Regions from separate parts of the Mus musculus genome. Here region 1 is linked to region 2. Evidence: chromatin contacts called from ENCODE Hi-C or POLR2A ChIA-PET data. All regions are on one chromosome and are shown on one strand. The core of a region is the stretch at or near the end of the contact, and the rest is flanking DNA. Distances in the headings are between cores, read along the strand shown.

What was found. A loop is a pair of places that touch in the nucleus more often than their neighbours do. ChIA-PET counts read pairs that join two places held with the same protein, here RNA polymerase II (POLR2A).
Region 1: a map of heart shows a loop between it and region 2 (3-fold over the local background). The contact joins the enhancer-like site here to the promoter of Wls in region 2. A Hi-C loop is called at or near these places in 11 of 37 maps with a recorded cell type or tissue (Patski, adrenal gland, gastrocnemius and 3 more). POLR2A ChIA-PET finds 5 or more read pairs at or near these places in 2 of 5 experiments (Patski and embryonic stem cell).

What each region holds. Positions count from the first base shown.
Region 1 is chr3:159,882,069-159,887,567 of GRCm38, reverse strand. The region is part of intron 2 of Wls (wntless WNT ligand secretion mediator); the gene reads right to left. It also overlaps the pseudogene Gm19149. Among named protein-coding and RNA genes, the nearest start is that of Gm23941, 32 kb to the left of the region's middle. Within about 2 kb of position 2,172, at least 1 of the 3 ENCODE cell types and tissues checked has a DNase peak (open chromatin) inside an H3K27ac peak, as active enhancers do; it is heart, where a contact is called at or near this core.
Region 2 is chr3:159,837,611-159,842,289 of GRCm38, reverse strand. Wls (wntless WNT ligand secretion mediator) reads right to left here and starts at 2,640. Exons shown (of 12, transcript NM_026582.5): 1 at 2,243-2,640. The coding sequence starts at 2,348.

The DNA.
Region 1 (5,499 bases), core at 923-3,422, 46 kb before region 2:
AGATGGTTCAGCGGTTAAGAGCACTGATTGCTCTTCCAAAGGTCCTGAGTTCAAGTCCCAGCAACCACATGGTGACTCACAATCATCTATACTGGAACTGATGCCCTCTTTTGGTACTCATATACATACAATAAATCAATCTTTAAAAAAAGAAGAGAAAACAGAGATTTCAGAGAAGAAAAAATGTGCAGTATTCTTCTAGGTACAGCAAGGCCTGACAATCTATTCAACCTGGCTTGTTAAAGCTCGAGGGTAAACCCATGACGAGACAAAAACCACAACAGTTCACAAAATTGCCACTGAGATAGGATTAATATTCCTCTGAAACTTGAATGCTAGATGTACTATCCCAAAGGACTTCTTTTACTCAACCAAATATTTCTAAGCATCTACTGGTTTCCATGAACAGTACTGGGGATAAAAATGCATAAGGCAAAATCATTGCCCTCAAATTAATCACAGTAAGTTTGGAAAATTGGGCACTGCAGTAAAAGCAAACCTATGTATATAGGTAGCTCAAAGTGTTTAAGAGCACTGGGTTAAACAATAGACCACAGAAGGTGTGACTTTCAGAATCAGCTCATCCAAAGTGATATCTACCTACTAACTACAGTATAATAGTTCAAGATACAATGGGGTAGAAGCAACCACAGATTAAAGAAGCTGTACATCTAAAAATCCATAGAAGCCCTAAAAAACACTGAATAATTAGAGAAAGAAATTAATTCAATATGAAGGAAATGCAAGAGTGACTATAAGGAATACAGGGCTAAGCAGCAGGAAGAGTCTGATGACTAAGGGTTCAAGTTTTACTAAATTCCATGGTATTCCACTTATTGAAGCACTTCTAGCAGCTATGTACAGAGAAGACTTCTGGTTAGAAAGCTAAATAGAGAAAATCACAGCCCATTGTATTTCATAGCTCCCAGTTTGTTTTATGTGATTGGATGACACAGAAAACATCTAAAGAAAAACAATTTGTAAGGAATTTGAACTCAATTATAGTATTTTTTTTCATAAAAAAGCCAGAGAAAACAGAACAATCCAAGCTGGCAAATGTTAAAACATTGGAAAACAAATGTGATCACACTTATTCTTATTTGACCATAATCAACATTCATGCAGAGAGAAAACACACCTGACAAAGAGGGATTGGAAAGACAGTGGCTACCCTTTGCTTTCTCCCCAGGATAACTCACAATAGCTGATTTGGTGCTTGTAAAAGTCAGTCTCTCTCTCTCTCTCTCTCTCTCTCTCTCTCTCTCTCTCTGCAATTAGAGAGGAGAGCTTTATTCACACTGAATCTAAAAATAGACAATGGCAGTGTTCACAGACTGACAGCTGCATTCTCATACTGTAACCAGGAAAGGAAAGAGATGGCTAATTTAACTCAACAACTTCCAAAACAAACAGTGCAAAAAGAGCCCAGGATAAAGAAAAAACACGAAGGTCAGCTGTTCAAAGGCTGAAAGAACAGCAGGGTAGCTCTCTAGCAATTCATTAGGCTTTCCAAAATTCCTATGTGACCAACAAAGTATTTTATCAGATCTGTCCACAGAACTTCAGGATAAAGCTCTAGCAGATGCTCTTGCTATAGGGATCCAGGAAACACCAGTCAGAAGGGTTGGAGCTTTTCCTTCTGATTTTCTGGTCTATTACCTGAACAGTCAAGACTAAAGAGCTACTTGAGGTTTTTTTCTATAAGTTCAGGACAACACCTCACCCCCACCCCCAACACACCAACAACTATAACTAAATTTCACATTATATTTTAACTAGCTTGAAACATTAAAAAAAAAAAACAAACCAAGAAACAAAACAAACAAACAAACAAACAAGGTCATTATAAAGGAGAGAGAGAAACCAGGTGTCTAGAAAGATAGAATCAGTTCTTTCTCTCCCATCAGTCATAAAATGTGTTCAGTTTTCATCCTTAGGCACCCTGCCCAGGGAGGGGATTATGGCTCAGCTTCAAAAGAAACAAGGGGATGCCTGTGGGCGGGGAGCAGCCTCTCCATAGCTCTCCCACAGATCTGTTCTGGCTCTCAGAGCCCCTGCTAGCCAGCTAAATGTCAGCTTACTGCACCCCAGCATTCTCTTGCCACACTGTCTCCATTGCCCCGGTGACTAAGCTGTTTCAACAGCTGTGTTATTGCTGGAGCCAAGCCAGTTTTACTCACACAGAGTATTTGCTTTGTACTGTGAATGTGGAAAATTATTGCACTAAGGATTCAGAGTTCTCTTTGCAGATAAGGCCAGCCCTGCTTGATTACCCAGCCACACATTCCCTAAGCGGAACTCTGATGGCAACAGGAGAATATTCTGCTGCTACCCAGGTTTCCTGGAGATGGACAGATTAATAACATTCCAAAGAAAGTGGAGGAGACATGTGCCTGTTTGAGTGAGAGAAAAGAACAAAACACAAATGTGACTATTGGTGGAGCCCCAAAGATGTCAGTTACTACTCCCTAATTAAAAGCTACCAAGAATGATAAGTAGATCTGCCCTTCTGCTCTGCAATCCAGGAATGGTTCTTCCTTGCCTTCTTGCCTTGCAGGTGATCAGCACCCCTCTATCTGTGTGGGTGTTTGCTCTGTGCAGACCTCCATACTTCTCTGAACCATGTGGAACAGAGTCCTCCTGAGCACTCCTAGAATGCTGTGACTCTCTCCCTTTCCATTGTTCACAATCAGTTGTGTTCACATGGAAGTGAGTTCAGTGACTTGTTCATCTTCTTGACCACTTCACATACTCAGCCTCTTGCTCACTCCTGAGCAAGGGAGGTAAATGCTGTGTTACTGTTTTAGATCAACCTTAACTCCCTTATGCAGAGGGTAGTAAGAAAAAGAGAAGGTATTTCCTATAGGTGGAACTAATTTCTATTTCTAGTATATACTGATTCTTCTTCATTGGTATTATTACTCAACCCTCCTTCCTTAAGTTCTTATAAGTGACAGTAAGGCACAATTTCTGATATTGAATTGAAGAGATCTCAGAAAACATGTTTTCTTATAAGGGTCGTATATTGTTTGAAAAGAAAGGAAACAATGATTCTTTCAAACTTACTCTTTTAGTTCTTACTGCATATTTAAACATATTCATACATACAGAGACCAAACAGAATAATTCATTTATAATTTCAAAATGAAGAAAATGAAGCCTGTTATGGTGGGAAGGGCACACAATCTAAGTCCAAATTTGCCAGGTTCCAAAAGCACATGCTATTTCTTATTATGTCACTGAGTAGCACATTAGGAAAATTAGAAAAACTGTTCATTGCTCTAGGAAAGCCTCTATCCACAGTTCAACTCCAGTTAAGTCACTTTACATATGGCATTTTTTTCAATAAATTTTGACTTTGGATCATAGGATTACTGAAGTACTTTCTTGTTCTAATATTTCATGAAGACAGAAATCTAAAACACTATCAGCTTTCTAATTTCCCTCTATACTTAAGGAACTGGGACAAAACCAAATAACTGTAAAGCCATTTCAATTCTCAGGGCACTTACAATTGGAAAGGAATGATAAGGGATGAAAACTGGAATCTGGTTAATACGAGTAACAGTTAATAAATACCAAACACCAGAGTTTCAGATACTTGAAAACAAACAACAAACAAACAAAAAACATTGTCAAGATCATAAAAGGAAAAACCTAGATTTTATACACTCCTCATACTGTATTTGTGCAGCTGGCAACAGACAGAGAGGAAACAAAGTTCCTAAAAGAACTTTTATGCCACTGATTAGAAGGGATCTCATCTGCTCCACAGATAGGACTTGGAAGGGAAAACAGACCAGAACATGTTTGTCTTTCCAACTCACCTATTCTTAATCCCCTTGGATGGGGTTACAGATGAGAGGAGGCATCCAGGGGTAAAATAATATGGCTGGAGGTTCCTGACCCTCAGACTCTTAACGACAGAGGAACCCGAGAGGCAGCATTTAATTGTGGAAAAAAACAGCCTGTCTCTCCTCTTATCTTTATCTTCTGTGACTAAAACCCACAATTACTGGCATCCTTTGGAATCCAAGTCACTCAGCCAAGCTATGTCTGTAGTTGAAAAGCAAAGGGAGTAGGATTTCCTTGCCTCTGAAGCCAGCCCAGTGTGAACCTAGCCTAGCTCAGCTTGGTGACTTCTCCCATTAGAAACTTCACAGGTAGTTTCCTGTTAGGAGTGCCACCAAGTAAGAGATCCAGACAGAAAAGAAGAAATGCAGTCTCCAGCTACTATCTAATTAAAGGACAATCTAGTCTCCAATCTTGAATCTACATTTCAGTTCCACGTTACATATGTAATTTTCAAGTTTTTTCATAATGACTTAACTCCTAATTTCTTTGTCAAATAAGTCATATTGGTAACACACTGAAGGGTCATGCCATCTTTCAGGAGTTTATCTTTTACCTCCAATTTTTAAAAAATGTTTATTATTCTTGGAGAATCCGGGTGCTTGAAGTGATTCAAGTCAAAGCTGACAGCCACATTCCGCATGAAAAGGGTTAATAAGTCAATGCTCTTTTCTTTTTGTAGGTCACCATTATGTTCTTCATTTTAGCAATCACTTTTCCTGGAATCAGATTCTTGGGGTAAGTTTGTTTATAGTTCATGTTGGTGTGGCAGCAGTAGAGGTAATGCAGCTTCCAGGCATTCCTTTGTGAAGTCAATCATTCAGCCATAGGCCTAGATGAGAACTGCAGGTCTGAAGTACTTACTTGTCTTTGTTCCATTTGTAGTTGGGGCAGCTAGTGCTGCAGCAGGCAGATAGGATGTATTCATACAATGCATTCAGCTTCTTCTGGTCCTCAATGGACTGCAGATACTGTTGCTTTGCTGTCCTGGGACTCTTTCCTTCTCCTGTCCTTGTCCTTGTCCTTCCTTTCTCTCTCCCCTCTCCCTCCTCCTCATCTTCTTCTGATAAGTCTCAGTAGACTCATCAGAAGTCTCAATCATGCACTGCATGCCATAGTGTTGCCTCCATTGATGTTTATGGCAGAAGAGCCACAGATCCCTTCTCTACATGACCTTCAGAATGTCAGTATAGAATCAATTTCATTCTATAATTTTGATTATAGCATTCAACACTTGGTCCACACTTATTCAGACCAACCTCATAAGTCTGCATTTGAATTTTATTTAATCTTATATTACACAATGTATTTTGATTATAACCCCCAAAGCCTCCTATATCCACCTTGCACCTTCAACTCTACAACCACTCAATTTTGCGTTTTCACCCTCCTCCCATACCTTGAGTTCAGCTTATGTTGCCCAACTACTTTTGTGATAGGGCCAGCCTTATACTATGGTCTACCTACCTGGGATCACATCATTAAAAAAAGATGACTTCTTCCTTCCTCCTCCATCCCTCCCTCTTCCCTTCCTCCTTCTCCCCCAAACCCTTATCAGCACATATCAAATGTCAATAACTTTTCAATTAGTCATGGAATTTTGTGCATGAGTTTGCATAATTCTTATGCATGCTGTCAAAATAGCTG
Region 2 (4,679 bases), core at 1,391-3,890:
CTTAATGTATTTAAGATTAAAAAAAAATGCTACTCTGCAAGTGAAAGAAGTAAAAACTAAAACACTATTTAGTGTAGGCTACATATAATCTGTTAAGTCTCAGTACCAGAACTGAGAACAATTACTGCAGCTGGGAGAGAAGGAAGGTAAAACAGTGATACAAAGTAAAGTTATATAAAAACTTCCTCCAAGAAATGTTATGTTTCTTTTCTAAGAAAAGTTAGAACTAACGTAGTGTATTAAGTTAGGAAAATCTATTTAGGCAGGGCCTGCAGCTTCATTAACCAAGTTCTACCTTAGATGGGGTGGGTTGGGAACAACCTTAGCACTACTTACTTCCTACTTCAAACAACCCTAATTTGAGCAAACAACTGCTCTAACTGGTAATTCTAATGTCCAGCAAACACTTGCAGGGGGTCTTTGGGATCTCCACTGTAATGGTGAGGTTCCAGAAAACATGCTAGTTCCAGAAGTGCTATAGGGAACCTACTACAGGAACCAAGAGGTATGTGGGCCCACATCAGCTTCGTGGGGTGGGGTGGGGTGCAGCTACAGGAAACTGTAATGGTTTACTGTGTGCAAAAAACCTCAAAGGAGAAGGTCAGGCAAGGATAATAGGCCAATTTAATCCTGAAAGCACAAGGTGCAAGAAATTTTATGATGGTCTGCCACTGAAATCACACAAGATCCAATAGCATCCAACTGCAACTGCTCATCAAGGGAAACAAGAGGTGTAATTGTAACCGCGGTGTAATCACTGAGACTGCTTCTGCCTACAGCTCCCAGCAGAGAAGTATTAAGAGCCTGGAAAATCCAATTCAGAGAAAAAGAGATTGTACATGGCGTAACGAAACAAAAGCTGTGTGTGTGTGTGTGTGTGTGTGTGTGTGTGTGTGTGTGTGTGTGTGTGTGTTTCTGTGTGCTTTGCCCATATGGAGGACAGAGGCTTAGAAATGTGTACTCGACCTCCTCAGAACTCCCTTCTTGAAGCTTCTCCTCTCCTTTGTTTAAAACACTTAGCCTGGTGTTACAAAGATTGCCATTACCAGACACTCTGGAATGCTAACCCAACACACCCTAGTCTATAGGAAAAACACCGTACCCACTACTCTCACCCCCTCAAGGGAGCTCCTGCGCTGCCCAGGGACTCCCTCAAGAAGCACAGACCCCTGCTTGAGCTCTTCCACCCAGCCAAGAGCAACAGCCAGCCCCAAGGAAGCTAAGCTGCCCAGCAGCGCCCGCTCCGAAGTTGGCACTGAAGTTTGTCCAAGGATGTCCGGAACCTTGAGGAGAAAGGGACATGAGGTGGAAAAGACAGTAGGAGTAAGTTGAGTTTTCCGAGTGGATCCTAAGGCAGAAGGTCAGTTACGTTCGAAGCCTTTTTTTTTTTTTTTTTTTTTGGTGCGCACTGAGAAAGTCTCCCTGGCGCCTGGGAGCTGTCACCTGAGGGCAGCCCAGGAGGGAGCAGGAAACATCCTCCTGGCGCCAGGGGAGGACCTCAGGCTTCAGACTCACTGGATCTTGGGGCTCAAAGCAGAGGGGGAGGGGAGATGGCAGAGGGGACAAGAGGCAAAAGCAACACCTTTCAGACAGGCTTTCTCCTACGCCCTCTCCAAGTTCGTGCTGAGAGGGCCAGGACTCTCCCAAACCACTCTATGAGTCCTCAGTTCAAACAAGTCCACCGCCAGAGATGGGTGGGGTGGCGGCATGGAAGCCAAGGGCTTAAAGGTTGAGACCCTAAAACCAGCTCTAGTCCCTCGCCGAGACAACCTAATGCATTTACACAAGCCACAGCCAGTAACAGCTCGCGGCTGGCACAGGGCTTAGCTCCCGACTCCCCTGTTATTCCTAATAAAGTCGATTACGTTGCCCTCCCGGTGCTGATTGGAAGGGAACCGAGAGGGAAAGGGGGGCGGGCGAGGGAAAGAGCACGGGGAGCAATCAACTTTGCGACCCAGCACTTCCTCGCGATCCGTCGCCATGCTTAAGATCCACCCCCACCCCCTCCTGCCTTTCAAGTGGATACTGAAACTAGGCCAAAACTTTTCCCCTCCTTTTCTCTTTGCCACTAGACTGGATTGTGCCCCATGGAGCCCCATGGAGCTCTGCTTTCTTAAGCACAATAGCCGGACTAATTAGATCATAGAGGCAAGGCAGCGATACTGTAACAAGTAGCCCAAGAGGCAAAAGAGGGAAGGGCCGAAGAAAGGGAAAGGGGAAAGTTTGCAGCTCTCACACTTACCGATCAAGCCTCCCACCAGAAAGGCAACGATTTGGAAAACCAGAAGAATCCCTCCAACAATGCAGAGCTTCTTGGTACTCATGTTTTCTATAATTGCCCCAGCCATTTCTGCGACCCCCTTTCTTTTCTCCTTTAAGTAAATGTTTTAGGGTATGCTTTCGCTTCCCCTCTCCTTCTTCCTTGCCCTCTTTTCCTGGTGCTGCAAAACTTCAAGGGTGCGTTAGCAGAGGAGGTGGGACAGACCGCAGGCGCCCGCGCGGATGCCTGGGCGAAGCCGCTTGGGCTCCCCAGATGCCCAGAGCTGAGACTGCGGCCGCCCGGCAGCCAGTGGACGCTTAAAGAAGCAGGGAAGCGGATCACATGACACGCCTCCCTCTCTTTCTTCCTCCCTCCCTCTCGCGCTTCCTCCCTCCCTCCCTCCCTCTCTTCCTCAACCCTGGCCCGCCAGTTCAGGGATCTCAGCTCCCGCCAGCTCTGGCTACCCGCCCTCAGGTCTGGCCTGCAGCTTGCCCCGGCAACAGCTAACATCTTGAGGGGGGTCGGGTGGCTGGTGTTGTTAAATGGGCTTGGCATACGCAGTCTCTACCATGTTTCCTTTTCGGGTTCCCAAAGTATGGGATTTAAGTTACTCATGGGCCTCTTTGCAAACCCTTAACTTACATGTTGAACCCACCCCACCACCAGCCATTTGAACGCTAGGAAAGAGGTGAATTTTAAAAAGGAGTCTAATGAAGTTAAGTCAAAGTATAAAGAGAAGAAATAAGGTCTCTGTTCTGGTACCTTCTGCCTTGCCCTATCCTGGAATTATAACCCGCTAAATTCCTCATTACACGGCCCTTCAAGAGCCTTATTATCCAGACAAATCAAACGTCTGTTCCTTACTCTACCCTGGACTGCCAGTCTTGGTGTTGACTATTACCTAAACGCTTTAAAGTTCATTGAAAACTCGACTTGTTTTAAAATTCTTGTTTTGGTTTTTTACACCACCTTTATGTTCCAAGGGTCGATCCCCTCCAATCATGCTCTCACATTTTCACCTTCTATAAGGTCTTATGAATGCACATTTGTTTCCATTACTAAGCTGTAAATTTCTGGGAGACTGGGACCAAGTTCAATTCTCTTTGTATCTGCCCCCACCCCTCAGTGCCTAACAAAATTCTCACACTAGGAGACCCTGCATGAACTTTGGTGGAATGAATAAATGAGTGAATGTTTAAGCAAGCCCACAGCTTGCATTTAAAAAGCCTAAAGGACTTTAGTTGGGTAGGTAGTATACATGTTAAATAGTACCAGTTAGAGTTTCAGGTGGGTGGTCACAGCTACTAGGAGGCTGAGTCAGGAGGATTAGTAATTTACGACCAACCTGGATAATTTTAGAGACCCTATCTCAAAACAAAAACTAAAAAGTGATCTGGGCCTCTTGTTTAACTTGATCTGAGGTCCTAGATTCAAACCCCATGGAAGGCAGAGGAGGAAAGAGAATGTTAGCTCTTTGAGAGATTTACTTATATTGATACACTACATCCAAGGAAAAGTGGTGATCTTAAGAGATTTCTTGATAAGGCTGACCCAAACTCCAGGGCCTGGTTTTTCCATGTTTCATAAACTGTCTATTTAGCCAATGCAACTCAAATCACACATTAGCTTTATAAAGGTACCTCCTGGCCTCCCAGTACAGGTTTCCAAAGCCACCAGCATACCTGATTTCTTGCTTCTTGTCATCTTCCTGTGGAGGAACTATTTACTGTCCTCTTCTTCCTTCAGTTACTTGTCCAACATTTGCTTACAATCTTAATGTGTTTTCTTTTCCTTCCTGAGCACTAGAGATTATATCAAAACTTCAAGAGTATTCTGAAGGAACTACAGGGTAGTTGTGATTCACTGTATAATGATTTTCCAAATTGTAATTGCTGTGTGTGTGTGTGTGAGAGAGAGAGAGAGAGAGAGAGAGAGGAAGAAGAAGAAAGAGGGAGGAGGAGGAGGAGGAGGAGAGAAAAAGAAGGAAGGAAAAGGAAAAAGGAGGGAAGGGAGGAAGAAATTGATATCCTTATTCCATAGGGATCCTGCTGGAAACTGGATAATGGGATTGCTAAAACTGAAGTGTTCATTTCAATTGGCTCATGGCCCTTTAAGAATCATCTTTTTATATCACCGTCCCTGCTTCATCAAGCCTAAGCATAAAATCAGATAGAGTCTTAGTTACTTTTCTATATCCATGATAACACATCATGACCTTGACAATTTCTAGAATAAAGAGTTTATATGGACTTACAGTGCCAGTGAGTGAGAGTTCATGATTTTAGAGTAAAGGTATGGCAAAGGAACAGTTGATTCCCAAGTAGGAGGGAGAGGGAAAGATAACAGGGAATCCCTGAGCCGTTTGAAACTTCAAATTCTACCCCTGGTGAAAACTCTTCTCTGATAAGACCACATTTCT